Linked DNA regions of Homo sapiens: region 1 is linked to region 2. A link is an interaction called in ENCODE POLR2A ChIA-PET data of the cell type or tissue named here. Cell type or tissue: MCF 10A. All regions are shown on one strand. Links, peaks and the distances in the headings refer to the core of each region. The heading gives the core; the rest is flanking DNA. Region 1 has its middle 54 kb from the start of LINC01395. Region 2 has its middle 8.8 kb from the start of LINC01395.

The links. ChIA-PET counts read pairs that join two places held together with the same protein. Peaks named below come from ENCODE experiments on the same cell type or tissue, not always from the same donor. Only the 100,000 strongest peaks of a DNase experiment are listed, where the experiment ranks them.
Region 1: POLR2A ChIA-PET joins it to region 2 with 5 read pairs; 2 of 35 experiments call an interaction of 5 or more read pairs at or near these places.

What each region holds. Positions count from the first base shown.
Region 1 is chr11:129,668,822-129,674,220 of GRCh38, forward strand. No RefSeq gene overlaps it. Among named protein-coding and RNA genes, the nearest start is that of LINC01395, 54 kb to the left of the region's middle. In MCF 10A, for the core only: no CTCF peak of the experiment used is centred there; no DNase peak of the experiment used is centred there.
Region 2 is chr11:129,605,768-129,611,166 of GRCh38, forward strand. No RefSeq gene overlaps it. Among named protein-coding and RNA genes, the nearest start is that of LINC01395, 8.8 kb to the right of the region's middle. In MCF 10A, for the core only: no CTCF peak of the experiment used is centred there; a DNase peak (open chromatin) is centred at 3,124.

The sequences.
Region 1 (5,399 bases), core at 172-5,171, 63 kb after region 2:
AAAAGTTGAGTGTATAAAGGATGGGAAGGTGAGAGAGTTTGCTATGGTTTGGATGTGGTTTGTCACCACCAAAATTCATGTTGACATTTAAATGCCAGTGTGGCGGTGTTGGGGGTGGGGTCTAGTGGGAGGTGTTGGATCATGGGGACAGATCTCTCATGGATAGATTAATGCCGCCTCTCGGGAGTGAGTTTCACTCTTACAGACTTGGTTAGTTACCATGACAACAAGTTTTTCCTTCTCATGTTTCATCTCTTTGGACATTCCCACTCCCCCATCCATTTTCTGCCATGAGTTGAAGCAGCACAAGACCCTCAGAGATGGGCTGCTCAGTTTGGGACTTCCTGGCCTCCAGAATTGTGAGCCAAATAAAATATTTTTTCTTTATGAATTACACAGTCTCAGGTCTTCTGATATAGCAACATAAAACAGACTAAGACAGGGTTCTCTAGGGTATGAGAGTATGAAGAAAAATTTCTAATTTTCTGGTTAAAGAAGTATTTTGGGCAAGAATAACAGGTATCCAGAAAGAACTCTTGCAATGAGAAGTGTTGGCTGTCTTTCCTTTTGTTCAGGGGCACTGTCTTTGGGGACATATTTGATTCCCAGTAGAAGGAAATGGCAATAATGTATAGTTGGATGACACTATCTTCTGCTCCTTCATGCCCCCTTAAGATGTTGTTCACTCTTCCATTTCAAACATCCAGAACAAGGCAAGCATGGACTTCCTAGGTCTAGGAGGAGAGAGAAAGGTACTGGTTGCTACCTAATACCATTGAATATCTCAGAGCTGGGAGAATTTCCACTGAGTCTATGTCTGGAGACAGAAATGACTGCTCCATGGTGGGAAGCCAATCTTAGCTCAGGTTCTCGCCATATTTCTGGGGGACTACTGCAAGAGCCCCCATCTGGTCTCTCTACCTTCAGATTAGCCCAATCTGAACCACCCTTTACAGTGCACTCAGAGGGATCTTCTAAAATGTGAATCTGATGACATCCGCTTGAAACCCTTTAACTAACCTTCTATACTTTTTAGGATAAGATTTGAGACCCTTAACATGCCAAACAATGCCTTCCATGTGTGATTTTTTTGTTATTTCTCTAGCATCATTTTTCACCCTACACTTGCTGCCCCCAGAGAGACACCTATATCTATTATTTTGGCACTTTAACTGACATTACTTCCCACTATTTGTTAAGTTCAATCCTACAGACATTTATTGAGCATTTATTATGTGTCAGGCATTGTTATGAGGCTACCGAGATGAAGAAGACAAAGTCCCTGACCTCAAGAAACTTGTAACATGTGGAATGTTCTTTCCTACCCCATTTTCTGGATGAACAAACTGGCCATCTTTGAAGGCTCAGCCTAAGTGTTGCAGCAGCCTTAAAGGCCTTTCTGGCCTTGCCAAGACAGAACTGTACCCTGTGCCTATTTCTATAACATCTAGAACACTGCTGCACAAAGCCAGTATGAGATAAAGGAGCTCGTTCCAGAATTTAAACCAATGCACTGCTTTTTTATAATAAAGAAAGACTTGGTTCCAAAAATAATGTCAGCTAGACTAAACAATGTGCTTAATGGTGCTTGCTTGTAACAAATACTTTCAGACCAACAGTTGGCCTCTGGACAGCTGAAGGAGAGAACAAATAGAAGGGTAAGATATAGAATTTTCAATATATAGTTGCTGAGAATTGAGAAATTTAATAATGCAAAAGAAATTTATAGCTAGTAAGCCAACAAAGAAAATAAAATGGGGGCATAAAAGAAATACATATAGGCCAGAAAAGAAAAGAAGAAGGAAACAAAGAGCAGATGGATAAATAGAAAACAGACAGCAATGTAACAGACTTAAACCCAAACAGATCAATAAATACATTAAGAGTAAGTTACCTAAACAATCCAATTAGAAGACAGATACTGTCAGATTGTATGAAAAGGGAAGATTCAACTATATGCTGCCCACAGGAAAACCTTTCTATTTTTTAAATTTTAGATTCAAGTGCTACGTGTCCAGGTTTGTTACATGGATATATTACATGATACTGAGGTTTGGGCTTTCAACTGAACCCATCACCCAAATAGTGAATTCAGAGCCCAGAAGATTATTTTTTAATCCTGGCTCCCCTTCCTCCCTCCCCCGTTTTGGACTCTACACTGTCCATTGTTCCCACCTTTATGTTCATGTGTACCCAGTGGGGAAAGCTACTTTAAACATAAAGACATAAATAAGTCAAATTAAATAATAACAAAAGATATACCATACCAACATTGATCAAAATAAGGCTGAAGTAACTATATTACTATCAGACAAAATAGATTTTCCAAAGCAAAATATATATATTACATTATATATTATGTATAATATATTACATTATATATTATGTATAATATATTACATTATATATTATGTATAATATATTACATTATATATTATGTATAATATATTACATTATATATTATGTATATTACATTATATATTATGTATAATATTTAATACATAATATTAAATTAAATACTAAATAATATAATATTACATTATATATTATTAAATTAAATTTTATATATCATTAAATTTAATTTAATTTATAATTAAATTATATATTATATATAAATTATATGTATTATATATAATAATATATTATATATAATATAATTAATATATATAATTATATATTATTTATAAATTAATATAATTTAATTATATATTACATATTAAATATTAAATAATATATTACATTATATATATTTATAATATATTATATTAAATAATATATTACATTATATATATTTATATAATATATTAATTATATATTTATACAATGTAATATATTATATATTATATATATTTTATATAATATATATTATATATTTATATAATATATGTTACATATTATATATAATATATATGTTACATATTACATATAATATATGTTACATATTATATATAATACATATTTTATATATTATATATTATACATATTTTATATATATTATATATAATACATATTATATAGTATATATTATACATATTTTTATATATTTTATATATTATACATATTTTATGTATATATTTTTTATATATTATATATTATATATACATTTTATGTATTATATATTTTTATATTATACAATATAAAAATATATAATATATATATTTTACATCTATGATATATATTTTTATATTATATATAATATATATCTTATATATTTTTATATATTTTATATATAATATATTTTATAGATTATATATATAATATATTTTTATATATTTTATATATATAATATATATTTTTATATATTTTATATAATATATATTTTATGATATATATATATATATATATATATATATATATATAAAACCAGGGATAATAAGGATCACTTCACAGTGATAAAGGGGTTAATTCATAAAGATAAGATAAAATCCAAAATGTTTATTCCCCTAATAACAGAGCCTCAACATACACGAAGAAAATAACTGAATTGCAAGAGAAATAAACAAATCTACCATCATACTTGAACATTTCAATACTCCTCTTTCAATAATTGATATAACAAATAATTGATATAATAATTGATAGAAAGTAAGAGTACATTCAATTTGAGCAATGCTATCAACTAATTTGATCTAAATTGCGTTTACAGAATACAGCTTCCAACAACAGCAAAACACACATTCTTTTCAAAAACATTTACAATGTTATACCATATTATTAGCCATCAATACATTTAAAAGGATTCAAGTCATAAAAAGTATATTTTATGACCACAATGAAATTAAATTAGAATTAACAACAGAAAGTTCTGTGGAAAAATCCCTTAAATATTTGGGATTTGACTAACGGATTTCTAATAGCTCATGGGTTAAAATAATGGGAAGGTAGAAAGTATTTTAAATAAAACAAAGATGAAGAAACAACATAACTAAAGAATAAGATGCAGCCAAAACACTACTTAGAGGGAAATATATTAGAAAAGAGAAAGGCTGCTAATCAATGATCTTATTTGCTACTTTAAGAAACAAAAAATAAGAGCAAAGGAAAACCAAAGTAACCAAAAGACAGAAATAATACTTATCAGAGCAGAAATTCTTGAAATAAAAACAGAAAACAATAGAGAAAATTAGTGAAATTAAAAGTTGGTACTATGGGAAGATCAGTAAGATTGACAAACCTCTAGCTAGACTGGTTAGGGGGAAAAACTCATCGCAAATTACCAATATCAGGAATAAGAGAGGTACCTTCACCACAGATTCTTTAGATTTCAAAAATATAACAAGGGAATGTTAAGAATAACTTTTTGCCAATCAATTTACAATTTTAAATAATTAGGCAAATTTTTTGAAATAAAAGAATTACTAAAACTCAAGAAGAAATGAAAAACATAAATATCCGTATATAAATAAGTTTTTTTTTTTTTTTTTTTTTTTTTTTTTGTAGAGAGGGTCTTGTTATGTTGCCCAAGCTGGTCTCAAGCTTCTGGCCTCAAGTGATCCTCCTGCCTTGGCCTCCCAAAGCATTGGGCTTACAGGCATGAGCCATCACATCATGCTGATAAATTAAATTTTTAATAAAAAACTTTATCTCAAAGAAAACTGCAAATTCATTGGAGTAAAGAGTACATCACAATCACAACTTCTTTGTGATGAAGATAACACTGATGCCAAAACTAAAGATACTTCAGGGATAGAAAACTAAAAGGCAATATCCTCCATAACGAGAGATGCAAAAATTCTTAACAAAAATTTAAAAAATAAAATCTAACAATATGTAAAATGGATAATGGTTGAGTTTAACCCAGGAATGCAAAATTAGGTTAACATTCAAACATCAGTCAATGTAATTTACCATATTGACAAGTATTTTTTTAAAAAACAACCATACAATTAACATACACAGAAAAAAAATTATGAAATCTGACATCTATTCCTGATGGGTATGAGTCTATCTTGTGTGTTGATGGAATGTGGAACAAACGAGGAGAGAGTAGCAGGAGATAAAATCAGAGAGATCGCAGGGGGCCATATCATATAGAATCTTGTAAAGACTTCCTTTTTTTCTCTTAGTGACATGAATGACATTGGAGGGATATGAGGAGAGGAGTGACATTGATTTAATTTAGATGTTAACCAAATTGCACTTTTCGATGTATTGATAACAGACTTGAGAGGTCAAGGACAGGAGCAGACACTCCATTTGGGAGGCAATTGCAATGATGCATGGCATTTGCCAGACGGTAGTGGTTTGGACAAGGAGTCACACTGGAAATGACAAGAAGTGGTAGGATTCGGGATTATAGTTTTTTCAATTTTGAAGAATTGAGTTGAATGTGACACCTATGAGAAAAACAAGCCAAATATTTTTCCAATGTTTTTGTCCTGAGCAAATGAAAGGATGGT
Region 2 (5,399 bases), core at 310-5,309:
GTTTTACAAAGCAGAGAACTCTGTTTTGTTGATTATACATTTATCTGGAAAAAGGGTTGTTGCTTTTGGAACATATACATTCCCACAGAAAGACATAAAATTCATGGCCCCTTCTTCCCTATTTAGCCTCAAGGGAGCTTAACATGACCTGATTAAGCAAGGAAAGTCATCAAACTTTCTTGGACAGCTCAGAAATCCCTGGGGTTGAGTTGAGTTTTAGGTGAAGGGTTCACAATGGTGTTAAACCAGTTTGCCCCATCTCATCACTGTCTACACTTGACAAGACTGCTGTTTGCACTACACTCACACTGACAGCCAGGACACAAGTATTCATGCTTGAGACCCAAAAGAGAAACACCTGGCTATGACTACCTGCAACTATATAGTTTCTTTTTTTATTAAATAGCTGCATGATCTATTTCCAGGGGAGCAGGAACTTCCAGTGGAGCCCAGGCTGTAAGGGCGTACCTCTCTGCCCTCGTCTCCTGGCCTCCTTCCCACCATCTAACAGCAGGGTTCCAGGTTTTCCCTCTTTTCTGAGCACCTAGGATTCCTTCCTCCCCTCCCTGCCCCCATCCCTCCAATGCAAAAAGGCAAAATAAAGCATAGAGTTTTGTGCCAGCTTCATCCCAAAGTGGTACAGTGATTCTCAGTCTGCCCCAAAAGCCAATTACAGGGAAGAGGGGCCTGAATTCTTACTTAATCAGGGAAATATTGCTTCCACTCAGAAAAAATGAAATCACCTTAGTAGGGGAGAAAACTCTTTCTAAGTTGGCTAGTCCCTGACAATAAGAGAAAATCACTAGTGGCTGGTATGTACCTATGTCTGTAGAAGGCCTAAGTTGCCTCAGTTTATTCTTACCCAGCACAGGATGGGCTGGTGATTGGATGGTAACTTAAAGTCATAAAGATGAGGGACATGAAAGAGCTATGTTAAATCTAGGATGACCCAGATTCTTCCCGAAACTCACTAGAACATAAGCTCTGTCAGATCAGGGGTTTCTGTTGCTTGCAACTGCCAAGGCTTTCAACAAATTATTAAATGAATGTGTGAAAGCCAAAGTGGATGGATGATGTGGGTCACTGACAAGCCTGTCTCCATCTGCGGATAGAATTTCTAGCAAAGGGAAGAGCGGAGAGGTCAGCCCCTCTCACCCTACCCCTAGGGATGTTGCTATGCCCATCACACCAGCACCAAGCCCCTTCATTCCCTGGCAGTATTGCTAATAATACTAATTATTCTATGCCAGGTGATTGACACTCATATTAAAGCTAAACTTCACAATAACACGGTGAGGTAGGTGTCAGCATTCTCATTTTATAGATAAGGAAACTGAAGTTCACAGAGGTTAAGTAACTCGCTCCTCATCTCAGTGAAACAGCCAAGTAGGAATTTTAATATAGACCTGACTGACCTCAAAGCTCACTGTAGATTATCAGGATGTGAAGGGATGGGTGATATCTACTTGTGTGTTATAATGCAGAGGTTCTAAAAGGACACCATGTGCCTCCTATGAGGAAAAGCCATCCCCAGTCAACTCCAACACAAGTCAACCATTTCCATCTTAATGTTATTATTTAGAGGATTGATGTTATTGGTTACTATTGTGTCCTATCGGAATTCAACTAAAGTTTGTAATACATTTGGATGGGTTCTCACTGATTTATATATAGTGCGAGGCATAGATACCCCATCTTCCACAAGAATGAAAGCCATGTCTTTTAAGAGATGCAGGCTCTATTATACTTGGAAAAACATTAGCCATCATTTGAATATTCATAGAAAGACCAAGAACCTGGCACTAATCTCCAGACACTTAAACACCATTTAAATAGTTCCTTGATGCAACATTCTTACTGGTTAAGTATTATAAACAATTGTGAATCGTATTGTGCCTACCATAGAAGTGATGTCACTTCACCATAAAAATCACAAGATTACATTATTACACACAAATCAGACATTCTCAATGATTTATGTAGCCAAATGCCAGACTTCTAGAAAAGAGCTGATGTGGCACTGTAGACAGGCATCTAGTATGATATGGTTAGGAGTCTCCTTGGTCTGCTAAAGTCTGCAGAAGATATTGAAGTAAAAATGACCACATCTGTCACCATTAAGTAAAGGACAGAAGGCAGAACTGGGATGGGGGCTCACGGACAAGGGCTAATGGAAAGAAAATGAAAACCACCTTTTCTCAATCTCCTCTCCTGGCCTTGGACTAAGCTCCCAAAATATGTGGCAATGGCCTCCATAGTTTCTTAAGTAACCAATTAACAAGTCAAGTCAATTTTTAAACAACTGACTTGCACATTTTCCTCTATCTCTCTGATCACCTTTCTAACAAAATTCCTCAAAAGAGTTGTTGATATGGACTATCTCTCATTTCTCTTCTCCAGTTCTGTCTAGAACCTTTCAAACTGCCCTTGACAAGGCCACCAGTGACCTCTGTGCTGCCAGATTCTGTGGTTGGTTCTCCAATCCTTGACCTTTCAGCCACATTTGACAGTCAATCACACTGTCCTTGGATGGAAGGCTGGAGTTTGGGGCTATTTTGTTCACTATTGTATCCCAACTTCTGGAACAGTGCCTAGTGCATATAGGTGCTTCATAAATACTTATTGAATAAATTGTTCACTTCCTGGAGGAGGTGAACATAAAGAATAGGTAAGAACTAACCAGGCAGGTGAGGACGGAAGAGAATTCTGGCCAGAAGAAATAGAAGTTCAAAGCTACAGAGGCCTGAGAGGACTTGGCAGATTCAGTAACATCCAAGTAGTTCTGAATGGTTCTGAAGGATGCTCTCCATTAATTCCCATCTCCATTCAGGGATCTCTTGCAAAGTGGGGCCCCTTCATCCCTAGGGCGATTAGGCCATTTCCTGGCTTGTTTCAGAGAGAAGCTCTTGGAGCCTGAGACTCATTGCCCCCACTTTTCCAGCTCAGGTGCTCTCACCTGAGGGGCAACAGCTGCAGGTGAGGGCAACGGGAAAGGAGAGAGGGAAGAGAGAAGAGAAGGGACAAGCTCTCAGATTAATCCTGTGAGTTCATCACACCGGAAAGGTGGATCCAGAAAAGCCACGTTTGGCAGGTAACGGGCTCTGCCTGTGTGACTCAGCAGCCTCCAGCATGGCATCCAAGCTGAGCTGGTTGAAGTAAGCCTCGTTCCCCAAGGCCTGATGAGTGAGCTTGTAAAGGGCTCGCTGAAATGCCTTGCAGAACCACTCACTGTTCCAGCAAGATGCTTTAAAACCAGGCTCAGAACTAATCCAAAAAGAAGGAGTCTTGATCCAAGTTCACAATGCATGTGAATAAGTCACCCAGCATCTGCCAGCAGGGTTTAGTTCCACGTAAACTGGGAATCAACAACATTCTGTTGGGTGTGCAGCCCATTAGTAAAGGGCCACTAGTTCTCAAAGACTCTGGGATTGAGATCCTCAGCCTCCACAACAGGGCCGCTTCACGCGCCTCTTGCTTTTCTCACCAAAGCATCTCAGAGTGTTTTCCCAGGACGGACGATTTATCCCATTCGGTAGATGAGGCCCAGAGAAGCTAAGTTCTGCCTGCAACCACCCAAGTCAGCTCCTGGGGTCAGAATTGAGACCTAGACCTGCCAGCCCTGTTGTGGCCATTGGATGGCATCCTCTGAGGGACTCTAGAGGACAGCAGAGGCCACGGGGCAAGCCTTCTTGCATGGAAACTGGTGGGCAAAAGGGATGGGCAGGTGTAGGGGTGGAGCACTGAGAACCTCTCAGCACAGCAGAAAGAACAACTCAAGCACATGTCCTACCTGAGGTGTGCCAATGCTATTTTCTTGATAAATAAAGGACATCGTGCTGAGAGTAGTTGTATAACCATAAAAGGTTGAACTGGAAGGGGCCCTGGGAGAGCATCGATCCAACTTCTTTTGTTTCTTGGTGAGGAAATGGAGATCCAGAAGGTCTGTTTCAGTTGCTCAAGGTTGCACAGTTGATTTATGCTGGTGCCAGCTTTGGAAGGCTTGTATCTTCAGCACAGATCCTGTGCTCTTTGCAAATGCCAGTCGTTCTCACACTAATTCTGTTTTTTGACATCGCCTTGAAACCAGGTGAATCTCCCCCTCTAAAACTTTAGGTAGCTCCTCCTCTCTGCTCTTCTGACCTCTGAACTGAAACCACAGAAAGACATCACAGTTAAAGTGTGGGTGGGCCCTGATCGGCATTGGAATTGAAGATTTAAAACCTCTCGAATCTTCTGCTTATTTGGTCTTGGAGCCAAAACTAACACAGCCTGAAAAGAAATGCTGGGAAACCTCCGAGACACTCTTGGAGAGGCAGCTTCTGGGAGCTGGTGAGCCTGGTTTCACTGACAAGGTCAGGCCCACTCTGGGGCATGTGTGTGAGGGAAACATGTTTGGAGCCGTGCTCTCAGCCTACTTGCCTGGGCCTTCCATTCCACTAAGTGACGATCATGGCTCTCGGCAGGTCGGCAGCTGCCAGTGGGAGGCTCTCCCATCACTCACTCACCCACCAGGTGTTCTTCCCAGCCACCACAGCAGCTTGGCAGGGAGTGCCACCGCCAGGGTGCTGATGGGCAAGGCGGTGCAGTGCTTGCCCCTCTGCCGTCCAGGTGTCAACAGATGGGATATGGATCTGCCCTCCCTTAACAAATAAATAGAACTTTTACAGGCTGAGTAATCCCACATGGGATAAACCAGACTGCCAGTTACCCCAGGTTTTCCAGCCAGGATCAAGCCTCTTTAGTCCTGGATCCCAGAGCCCATCAGAATTCTTACGGAGTGGTATTTCCAGACCGCTCGTTATCCACCGGGTAGCCGTGAGGCTGCATGTCCCTCACACTGGAGTTGCAGGGAGCCAAGTATTCCTGGAGTTCCCTTTGGCAAATGTCCTACCTCAGTTCCCACAATCTATGTTCATGGTTCTGTGCAGATGCAATCAGTTCCTCCCAGTCAGCCCCAGGAAAGAGTGAAACTGCTGATGAGACAACTTAAGGAAGGGGCACTCTCTCTTGCAGGGAAAGACATCCACCCCAAACTTTTTCATTCTTCTCCTAGCTGCTTTCTGACCTCAGTGAAACGGGCAGGGAGAAAAACTCTTTTCATCTTTCTGCTGATTGGCTTCCAATGCCAGGCCTCCAGTGAAGCAGGTAGTCTGGCTGGGTCCTGACAAGTGAAAAGGGGATGCTGGCAAGGTGGACAGAGAGCAGGCTGGAAGTTGAGTCCTGGAGTTCCACAGCCACCTAGGATAAAGCTCACAGTGTTAACGTAGTAAGAGCACCAGGCTAGGAACCAAAAGTCCCGGGGTTTGAGATGCTTGCTTAGGTGTCGCTTAACTTTCTTGAACCTCAGTTTCTTCAGCCGTAAAATGGGGATAGTAATACCTTCCCTGCTCACTCCACCT